Regions from separate parts of the Homo sapiens genome. Here region 1 is linked to region 2. A link is a contact called in ENCODE Hi-C or POLR2A ChIA-PET data. All regions are on one chromosome and are shown on one strand. Each heading gives the region's core, a stretch centred on a gene start or an enhancer-like site at or near the end of the contact. The rest is flanking DNA. Distances are from core to core; before and after follow the strand shown.

Evidence for each region. Hi-C counts contacts between places; a loop is a spot of excess contacts on that map. ChIA-PET counts read pairs that join two places held with the same protein, here RNA polymerase II (POLR2A). Pooled maps may share reads with other maps.
Region 1: a loop to region 2 is called in a map of stomach, with 2.1 times the contacts of the local background. The contact joins two enhancer-like sites. A Hi-C loop is called at or near these places in 1 of 168 maps with a recorded cell type or tissue (stomach) and 2 of 50 pooled maps. POLR2A ChIA-PET finds 5 or more read pairs at or near these places in 8 of 52 experiments (A673, AG04450, HEK293T and 5 more).

The regions. Positions count from the first base shown.
Region 1 is chr15:98,873,435-98,878,110 of GRCh38, forward strand. The region is part of intron 2 of IGF1R (insulin like growth factor 1 receptor); the gene reads left to right. Among named protein-coding and RNA genes, the nearest start is that of MIR4714, 91 kb to the left of the region's middle. Within about 2 kb of position 1,542, at least 13 of the 41 ENCODE cell types and tissues checked have a DNase peak (open chromatin) inside an H3K27ac peak, as active enhancers do; they include A673 and PC-9, where a contact is called at or near this core.
Region 2 is chr15:98,799,157-98,803,949 of GRCh38, forward strand. The region is part of intron 2 of IGF1R (insulin like growth factor 1 receptor); the gene reads left to right. Among named protein-coding and RNA genes, the nearest start is that of MIR4714, 17 kb to the left of the region's middle. RefSeq lists an enhancer at 289-984. Within about 2 kb of position 1,380, at least 22 of the 41 ENCODE cell types and tissues checked have a DNase peak (open chromatin) inside an H3K27ac peak, as active enhancers do; they include A673 and PC-9, where a contact is called at or near this core.

The sequences.
Region 1 (4,676 bases), core at 292-2,791, 74 kb after region 2:
TAGCTTGAGTTGTATACTAATTTGTAGATTATTTCTCTTCATCGAAAAAACAAAACATTCTGCAGAGGGCAGTCATGTGTCCGCTGTGCCTCTGCTCCTGTGTGCACCATAAAACTTGAAAGTGAGCCAGAATTTGAAAATATCGGATTGGGATGTGATTTCTTTAAGCCTCTGGCTAATTTAATATAAAGTGTTTACACTTCATTTTTCTGGCAGTGGATTTTCTATGTAGGTGGTGGAAGATTTCCTGTAAGTTTTGCAAGTTCCAGGGCAAAGAGAGTTGCAATATGCAATATCTTTCTGTGGTCACACCAACAGAAAGGGCGATTTCTTAACCTGCTGCAGTTACCATGTGTGTAGGTGGATGCTGGCTATTACAGATGGTATCCTTTCAACCCTCAAAATTGTTGCAAGTTCACAGGTATGTTAATGAAAATGAATAAGTGGCATTTTTAGGAATTCCAAATACTGAGTCTTGGAAGTAGATAATCTTTTCCCTAAATGTATGCTCCGGTCAGAACTGCTGCCTACCACACCTCGTGGGTGAAACAGATATTTCGAGCATGACTGAGCTTATTAAGAGCCCTGCGGCGCTTCCTCTGCCGGGGGTTTAGAAATTTCAAAGGATGGGGGTTGAGGGAGGGAGGAGTTATGGGCATGTGATGTGGACAGGGCGGGCAGGAGGATGGAAGTAACAGGTCCAAAATGTATCTTTGGTGGCCCGGCAGAGCTCTTGCATGGGGTGAGAATGGTAATTTAGGAAGAGCAAGTCTTCCCATCTGTGAAGCAGAAGAAAAAAGTGGACTTAAGGAGAAGTTCGGGTGCTGTTTATTTAGATAGGAGTAAGGAGAGTGCAGTTGGGGAAAAGCACTTCAGAGGCTTTACTTAGACTAGCAGAAGTCTGTTTGGCAGGGTGGGAAGCAAGTGCAGTTGGGAGAAAAACGTTTTCAATAGGCAGTTTCAGAATTGGAAATTGGAGGAGGGCAGTCCATTTCAACATTTCCAACAGTATTAAAGAAAATTTGCGGGTTGTTTGTCAAAAGGGGTCATATGCTTTAAAGATTGAGAGATCTTTTCGGTGAAGTAGGGGAGCTGGGGACATCGTGATGTGACAAGAGCCGTGGGCTCAGAGGCTGGGGACCTGGGTGTTTAACCCAACTCTTGTGAGTGGTGTGGCTTTCATAGCTTTGGTTCTCTGGTCTTCACTTTATCTGCCAAGTGAAGACATTTGACTGGATGTCGTGATCTTGAGTTGCTTTCAGCTCCAGAATTCGAAGACCCCTTCCATTGGGCATTCATCTAATTTCAAAGATGCTCCCTGGCTCCAGCTCTGCAGTGAAGCAGAACAAACTGATACAGCCTAGCTTGGGGGTGGGGAGTCGGCCCTCCTTTTCCCCTCCCTTCCCAGGTCCTCTGGGTGATTGGGGGAAACTGAGAAGCCGTTCTCTTCTCCAGAGCACTCCATTTAACAAGCATTGCAGAGCCTGGCTCGTGCTGCAGTGAACAAATGCTGACTTCAGCCTTTACCCTGGGTTTCAGGTCACACTGATTGTTTGCAAAACATGTTCTTTTTTTGTCACTTGCCAGTACTTGTTCTCTGTGAGTAAAACACAAACACATCCTCAGGGATGTTGCACACCAGTTTGCAGCCTGCAGCTTCTGCCCTCTGGCCTGCCCAGGTCCTCGGCTCCGGGACGAGGATGCTCCGGGATTTCGGGAGACAGCAGTTGTTTTGACATGAATCTCAAAGTTCCTACAAAGCTTATTTCTTTGAAGAAGGCCAAAAAAAAAAATGAAACATTTTCAGATCTTTGTTTTCAGATTATTCAAGTCCAGAATGTTGGATAAGATTTTTGAAGAAGAGATTTATGCTTGAGATTCCTTTTAGTTTCTTTCTTTCTTTTCTTTTCTTTTCTTTTTTTTTTTTTTTTAGGTGACTTGGCCAGTTTGGGTTTTTACGGTGTTCAGGGAAAGGGTTAAGAAGTTAATTTGGGAAGTACAGTCATGTGTTGTACAAGTTGCTGTCTACTGATCCCTTCATTGAGCAAGTAAACTTCACACATTCTCGTGTCTGCAAAGCATGTGGATGCATGGGCAGTTATGTGTATGAACTTTTTTTTTTTTTGAGAATGGCTTTAGTGTTCAGACCAAGGATGGAATGAAAGATCACGTGTGCTTTCCACTGTAGAGCTGCCCTGCTTGTTTTGATTTTATAGTTATTCTAAGTGTTAAGTTCCTTCATCTTTCAAAGCAAATTCCTTTGATCCCTGAAAATCAGCTAATGTTTGGGAGGCAATTAAAAGATGAGGCTGTGGGGTTGGGGTGAAGGCTTCCCCAGCAGGAAGAGAGGAGAAGCCCACTGGATCTGGGAGCACGGTGCTAGGACTCTCTAAGCGTGACCTCCTTCAGTTTGGCCCAGAGTGGTCAGATAGTTTGCCGGGGCATAGGATGGATGACAGGCCTCATACGCATCACGTCTGAAGGGAAAGCCCTTGAATTTTCCACGCTACTTTTTAGTAACAGTAGGCTTTGTCATAATTGGCTTCATGTTCCAGCTTTCCTAAAACTGTAAGTGATGTTGGGTGGGCCAGCAGCAAAATAATTCACTTTACAATTTGCATGATAGTCTGGAATGAACCGAATACCTAAAACCAGGAAATAATAGTAGATATTTAATGGTTTGGGGATCAAATAAGAATTTACTCCCAGATGTTTCCTAATTAATTGGAAAAAGCAGAAGGTTGCTGGAAGGCCATCTCCATTGGGCATTTACAGGTGAAATTCACTCTTCAACTAGGATTTTACTCATGGGATGCCTGTGTTCTTCATTTGAACCCAATTTTACCTATCATCTACAAAAAAAGAAAACTATTAAGAGTTAAAAAAAAAAAAAGAGAGAGAGAGTCTTGAACTTTGAAATCCTTCATCCACGTTTTATAAAGTGTGGGGTCAGATTTTTTCCCTAGTTGAAATTGAGGAAATGAGAGTTGCCAATATGATTGGATTTGTACTGCCAAGATGGGGTTTTAGCACTTCTAATGCATTCTGGCAAGGCTGGTATACTTGTATCAAGTGCACAGCCCCACTACCACCAGCTCTACCACCCACAAAAATAAAAACTAGCAAAATAAAATATGAGCCAACAGAATTCTGTGGGAATGGCAAGTGTTTTGTTTTTGTTTTTAGTAGTAATCTTTGCGAGAACATTCCAAAGATGATAGTTTTACATTTGTATGTTTTTTTCCGAGGCACTTTTGAATCATCAGATAGATTAAATATAAGTTCCATGTATTTTTGAAGGTGGGAGTGTTCTTTGGTACAGTTCCCCCAAAAAACTGGTTCTCATGAGGCTTATGTGGTAATTCTGTTAACGAGAATGTATGATTATCTGGGATACTCTGTTCTGCTCTCCATCCTGGATAAGAGTTTACTTTGAAAGTCTAGTTGATCTTTTGTGATTTCTGCACAATGTAAAAGGTACTTTAACTTCAGGAGATAGGGCCAGCAATCAGATTTGATGATGGAAAAGAGTAGTGTAGCATTTAAGCATAATGTATACTCTATAATAAATGTTTACAAGTCCAAAAGTGTGCCATCAGAAAGTAACCAGATCAAAGGAGAGGTGACCAGAGAAGCTGGAAAGATAAGAAATAAACAAGTTTCAAGGTTACTGATCTGTAGCTGTTGCTGTCCATGCTTCTTGGCAGCTTTAATTATGACAGGGAGAGGGACCCAGAGGGAGAGAGAGAGACTGACTTACACATAAAGGCATTTTATCACAAAGCCATCTAAAACAAAAGTGTTAAAGGCACAATGCTGTGTTTAAAAAGCATGTACTTCTTTAAGAGCTCAAATTTAAATATATAATACAAACTTAAGATCCAAGGAAGAAAATGGACCCAGGACACGAAGAGAAGTTAACGCCACAGGTAATGCAGATGGCCAAGAGATGTGTGAAAAAGATAATCCAGCCTCACCAACAGCCACAGAATTGAAATGAGATACCTGTTTCTGCTTCTGGCATTGGGAAAGAAAGAAAAATGGCACTAGCAGCCTTTTTTTTTTTTTTTTTTTTTTTTCCCCAAAAAATTTGCTACTCTTGAGGTTCTGTCAAAGAATGTGCTGTGGCCTCTAGAAGCATTTTTAAAAAGAGACTTTCACAAGTGATTGTGCAAAATTGTGAGGTCACTGAATAGGTGTGTATCCTCCTAAGGAGGTAGCGTTGGAGGAGCTGTTCTTGTTCAATTTACTCAGCACCTGTGAAGAGGCTTCACTGTGATTTGCCTGTACAGGTGTGCAGGTAAAAATCTAAGTTCCACAGGTAGTGCAAAAAAATCTACCTCCCTAGGTACCTCGTACATTTATCACAGTTTCCTGGTAAACAGTTCTGCTGTTGTTGACAAAATTTTATCAGAAACATTGCATACTCTTCTCTAAATAGTAGTTTCCCTACAAGTGGCTGTCTTCAGTTTAGTCGTTTAAGTTATGTTGACATAAATGATTATGTGTGTGGCAGGGGCTTTTGCGTAGGTTGTTGAAACATTGCACCTTTTGGACTAACAGTTTTTACCAAAATAGGCAGAAGTGACATTTGCAGCCACAGCTGTGTGGCATTGAGCGTCTAAGGTATGTGTAATAGGCAGTGTATCGGTAGCATTGATACCTTGGTCAACACC
Region 2 (4,793 bases), core at 130-2,629:
AAATCTCACTAAATCTGTATTCATTATATCTGTATTCATGGTATAATTCATGTGCCTCCCCCTTTCGTGAGCCCCTCAAACATGATCATGGATATGTTTTCTCCACCCGTAAAGTACGTTCATATTCATAGAAAACCCACAGAGAACTGCAGACCTGAAGGTTTCTTTGTAAGAGCTTTCATTGGATAGCTAGAAGGGCTGCAGTAAGTTTAAAAAAAAAAAAACCCAAACCACCCTGGATTCCAGGCTGCACAGCCTCTAGGAGGTGTGGGTAATCCCTTTATAAAGCTTGGCATAATTTCTGTTAAGACTTGCTTATTTTGCTCTCAGCTTGCTATCTTGATATGTTTGCCTTTGAGGAGGTTAGAGTTATTGTGATTTAATCACAGACCATGTATTTCGCAAGATTCATTTGGTATCTCCAGCTTGTTTTCTTGTTTCCTCGGCTGTCAGTCCACAGGCAGAGGTGGGAGGCGGCCGGCATGGGGGACCGAGTGTGGTAGAAAGGAGTGTTTACTTAGCGGAGGGGAGTGCTGAGGGCTGCTGTTACCTTCCCAGAATGGCTGATCCCCAGCAGTGATGAGCAGGCTGGGATCGTGGTGTTAAATTTGGTATTTTCTAGAAATATATAGCAGGCTTTCCCCTCCACCTGCCCCCCTTCAAGGTTTCGAAGCCTTGTGTTTTGCAAGAGTTGAGAGGGGAACAGTTAATAGCTTGGATTATCTTGTCTCTGGAGAGAATTTATGTATCAATTCACCGGAAGACTGCTCTGGTATTAGGGCAACAAGAATGGTTTTATTTCTCCCTTCCTTTCCTGCACTCTGTTCTTATGTAATTCTTGTATTAAAACCATTCCTGGTAAATTAGAACATGCTCTTGTATTTGGGCCCTGCTTTGAAGAAGGCTGCTGAGTCTAAAAAGTTTGGTAGCCTCTCGTTTCTCATGGTGATTTCTGAGATTTCTAGGGACTTGGTGTTTTACAGAGCTTGTTGAGTTGCACAAACCAGCCTCCTTGGCCCTTCTAGGTGATAAAAGATGCTGGGCTGGGAGGGCAGCTGTGGAAAAGGGTGTGGGCGAGGGAGACAGTGCTTCATCCTGCCTGGATGAAGCATGTTGGTTGTTGGTTTATTCATAAATTAGAAAAATATATTAAGAATTGAAGTTGTTCCTTATCTCATAAGATTTCTAGCAGGCTGCATAAAGTCTGTAGATGGTAATATCCATTTAAAAGTGGACAATGAAAAAATTACCTCTTTGGGAGTTGTGTTGCTATCTCTACCCCAATTTGGCAATCTTTAATTAACTTGGCAACCCCCGTTTTACCAACAAAGAACAACCTTTGATTAAAAAAAAATAAAATGTCAGGGAGTGAAAGATACGGAGTGTGACTCAGCAGATGGGAATTCCTTTAATAACACGCTGGGTGTTAGCGTTAGAACCGCCACTGAACAGCTCTGCAGGATGCCCTCCCAGCCCTCCCTCCACCTATTTGGATTAGACCAGGAGACTGCAGCAAACTTCTCAAGGGGAGGCGAACTTGGTGTTGGTATCTGAGCGATTGTCTGTTTCAATTGTTTCCCTCTGTCTTGGAAAACACCGGCACAAAACACAAATCCAGTCCCAGTTCCTGCAGCTGCTGGGGCGAAGCAGGCTTTTTATGAATGAGGCCCAGAAGGGGGAGGAGAGGGCTTGTGTTACAGCAGCAGTTGGGTAATACATTTCATTCACTTGCAGCCATCTAGCCCAGGCTTCATTTTAAAGGATATTGTTCATTTTTGGCAATTCAGATTAGACTTTTTTTCTTCCTTGTGCAACTGTTGGTAAGTTAGAACACGAAGCATGTGTGTGCATTCTTTTTGCTTGCTTTTTTGAGTGTTTGCTCCTTTAGTTGGGATAAATGGTAGGAGAGGTAGGAAGGCTTTGTCATCCCCGGGGACCTTGCTTACTTCTCCCTCCCAGCACCACTTAAGAGAAGAGGAGGTGGCCTCCCTCTCCCCAACCTCAGAGCCCTCAAAGCCCTTGATAGTGAGCCTGAGCACTTGTTAGGAGGTGACTTCTACCTGGGGTGTGCTGGGGTCCACATGTGCCAGTCTCTCTGCCCTGCTCCCCGTGAGCGGCTCTTTATTTGTGGCCCTTGAGGCCCCATTGTTGTGGCCACCAAAACCTGAATTGGAAGCTGTGTGACAATGCTGGTCCCCCTCCCTGCACTGCTTCCTGCTGGGGGCAGAACAAAGAGAGCGGGCATTGTCTCTGGCATAAATGAACCTCTATCAAAACAAACACCCAGAGAGAGGGGCAGCCTGGTTACAGCTGCCTGTGTGAGCCTCGACAGTGGGCCTCATTCCTCACAAAGGGAGCTTTGAGGCCCGGAAGAGGCCTTTCCTTGATGATCGAGCTGTGCACAGGGAGCAAACCCCAAGCCGACTGCTTGTCTGTGCCACCCTCAAACAATGATTTCCCCAAATTGGACAGCCTGGGTTTGTATCCTTGAGCACGGTTTTGGGAAGAGCATTCTGCATGAGGCATTGTAGCTATGTGTATGGAGTATAATTCTGTTTTCAGGTTGCTCTGCCACAGAGGTTAAGAACTCCCTCTTCCAAGGTAGACATTGAGAACAGAGACGACCACACTGGGTTTTCACTGCAGCTTTTAAACAGGATGACTCCCAGCCCCCATCCCCGTGGCTAGCAGCAAGCAGGGACTCTGAAACACTGCAAGCCAATGGACTGAGCATCTTACTTTTGCTGTCCGTGTTTTGGTGTTTTGTAAACCCATCTGGTAATGACCCTGATGCCCCATGTCCCAGCAAGGGCATAGGTACCTGCCATTGTGCACCAAAGTCCCTTTCCTCATGGCCCTGGCTGTTCTCCTGCATGGGGTCATGTGTGTCCCGTTACCAAGTTGTGGCCCCTTTTCAACCTTGAGTGCCACATCTGGGCTGTTGTAGGCATGGGTAGTACAAGCTGGGTTTGTTACTCTAAAAATGAAAGGGAGGATCAGTTGTTAATACCTTCCTGTAGGTGCGAGAGGGAATGAGTTGAGGATTCGATCACTGTTTATAGCCAGTCTCGGATCCTGATTGTGAAGTCATTCTTTCTGGATAATAACTACTATATCCAGCATCTTGAGAGTATAAAATAAAGGCACATGTTGTACGTCATCTCTGAGATGTAGCGATGGCTTGGACTTTGGAGGCTGATGAGAGAAAACTCATGGTGGTGAGCTGGAGCAGGGTGTGGCTGGCGGATTCTGAAGGTGCTAGCCCTAGTTTTACAGCTGACCAGGGAAGGTCATTGAACCCTACAGTCTTGGCCCTGAGAGAACCTTGGAGGACTTAAGGATGGAGAAAGGTGACAAAAGAGATGCAAGCCAACAGCAATTTTGTGGAACAAAGTGTGTACAGGATTTGAACTTAACTCTGCGAAAGACAGGGGTTGCTTGTATGCACGAATTCACATCTGAAGAATGCATCTGATTGTGGCTGCAATTTCTGTGGACGTGCAAACATCTACCTGTGCATTTTATTTGTCTAGCATCATTGAAAGAGTTTTTTGCTTGAGTTGATTTCCCAGGTAATTGAAGCTTACTTCTCAAAGCACAAGATATTTTTTCTCATATATTAGCGGTCTTAAGTGAGTGAGACCCCTAAGAATTCTTAATTCCTTTATCTTACTTTTCCTACAGGAAACTTATTATGTTTTCCTAGATAGGAATTGTGCTACCAAAAATGAAAAGTAAACGTAATATGTAATGTTCTACTGGTAATTGTTTCCATTTTAGGTTGACACCGAACTAATGATATTTAAATTGTAGCTGACTTGAAACACAGTGAAAAAATGGTTTCCTGCTGTTTTTTTAAAGCTGGATTCAGTAACATGAAGGTAATTAAAAATGTACAGATCTCAGTAATAGACAGTCATATGTTGCTTAATGACAGGGATATGTTCTGAGAAATGCATTGTTAGGTAATTGGATTTTATCATTATGCCAGCATCATACAGCGTACTTTCACAAACTTAGTTGATACAGCCTACTACACACCTAGGGTCCATGGTATAGCCTGTTGCTCGTAGGCTGCAAACCCGTGGAGCATGTTGCTGTTCTGAACGCTGTAGGCAATGGTAACACAGTGGTAAGTATTTCTGAATCTAAGCATAGATAAGGTGCAGTAAAAAATATAGTGTAAAAGATAAAAAAATGGTACACCTGTATAGGGCACTTACTAGGAGTCAGGCTTGCAGGACCAGAAGTTGCTCTGGGTGAGTCAGTGAGTCAGTGGTGAGTAATTGTGAAGGCCTGGATAAATACTGTACACTTAGGCTACACTTAGTGAATATTACATTTTATTTATTTATTTATTTATTTATGAGATAGGGTCTTGCTCTGTCCCCCAGGCTGGAGTGCAGTGGTGCAATCACAGCTCACTGCAGCCTCGACCGCCAAGGCTCAAGCGATCCTCTTACCTCAGCCTCCTGAGTAGCCGGGACTAGACGCACACACCACCATGGCTGACTAATTTTTGTGTTTGTAGTAGGGATGAGGTTTCACCATGTTGCCCAGGCTGATCTCAAACTCCTGACCTTAAGTGATCCACCCGCCTCGGCCTCCCAAAGCACTGGGATTACAGGCATGAGCCACGGCGCCTGGCCACAGTTAACTTTTTTAATAAGTAGAAGGTGTACACTCTTAAATAACTATAAAAAGTATAGTAAATACATAAACCAATAACATAGTCACTTATTATCATTATCACATATTATGTACTGTGCACTGTTGTACGTGCTGTACTTTTA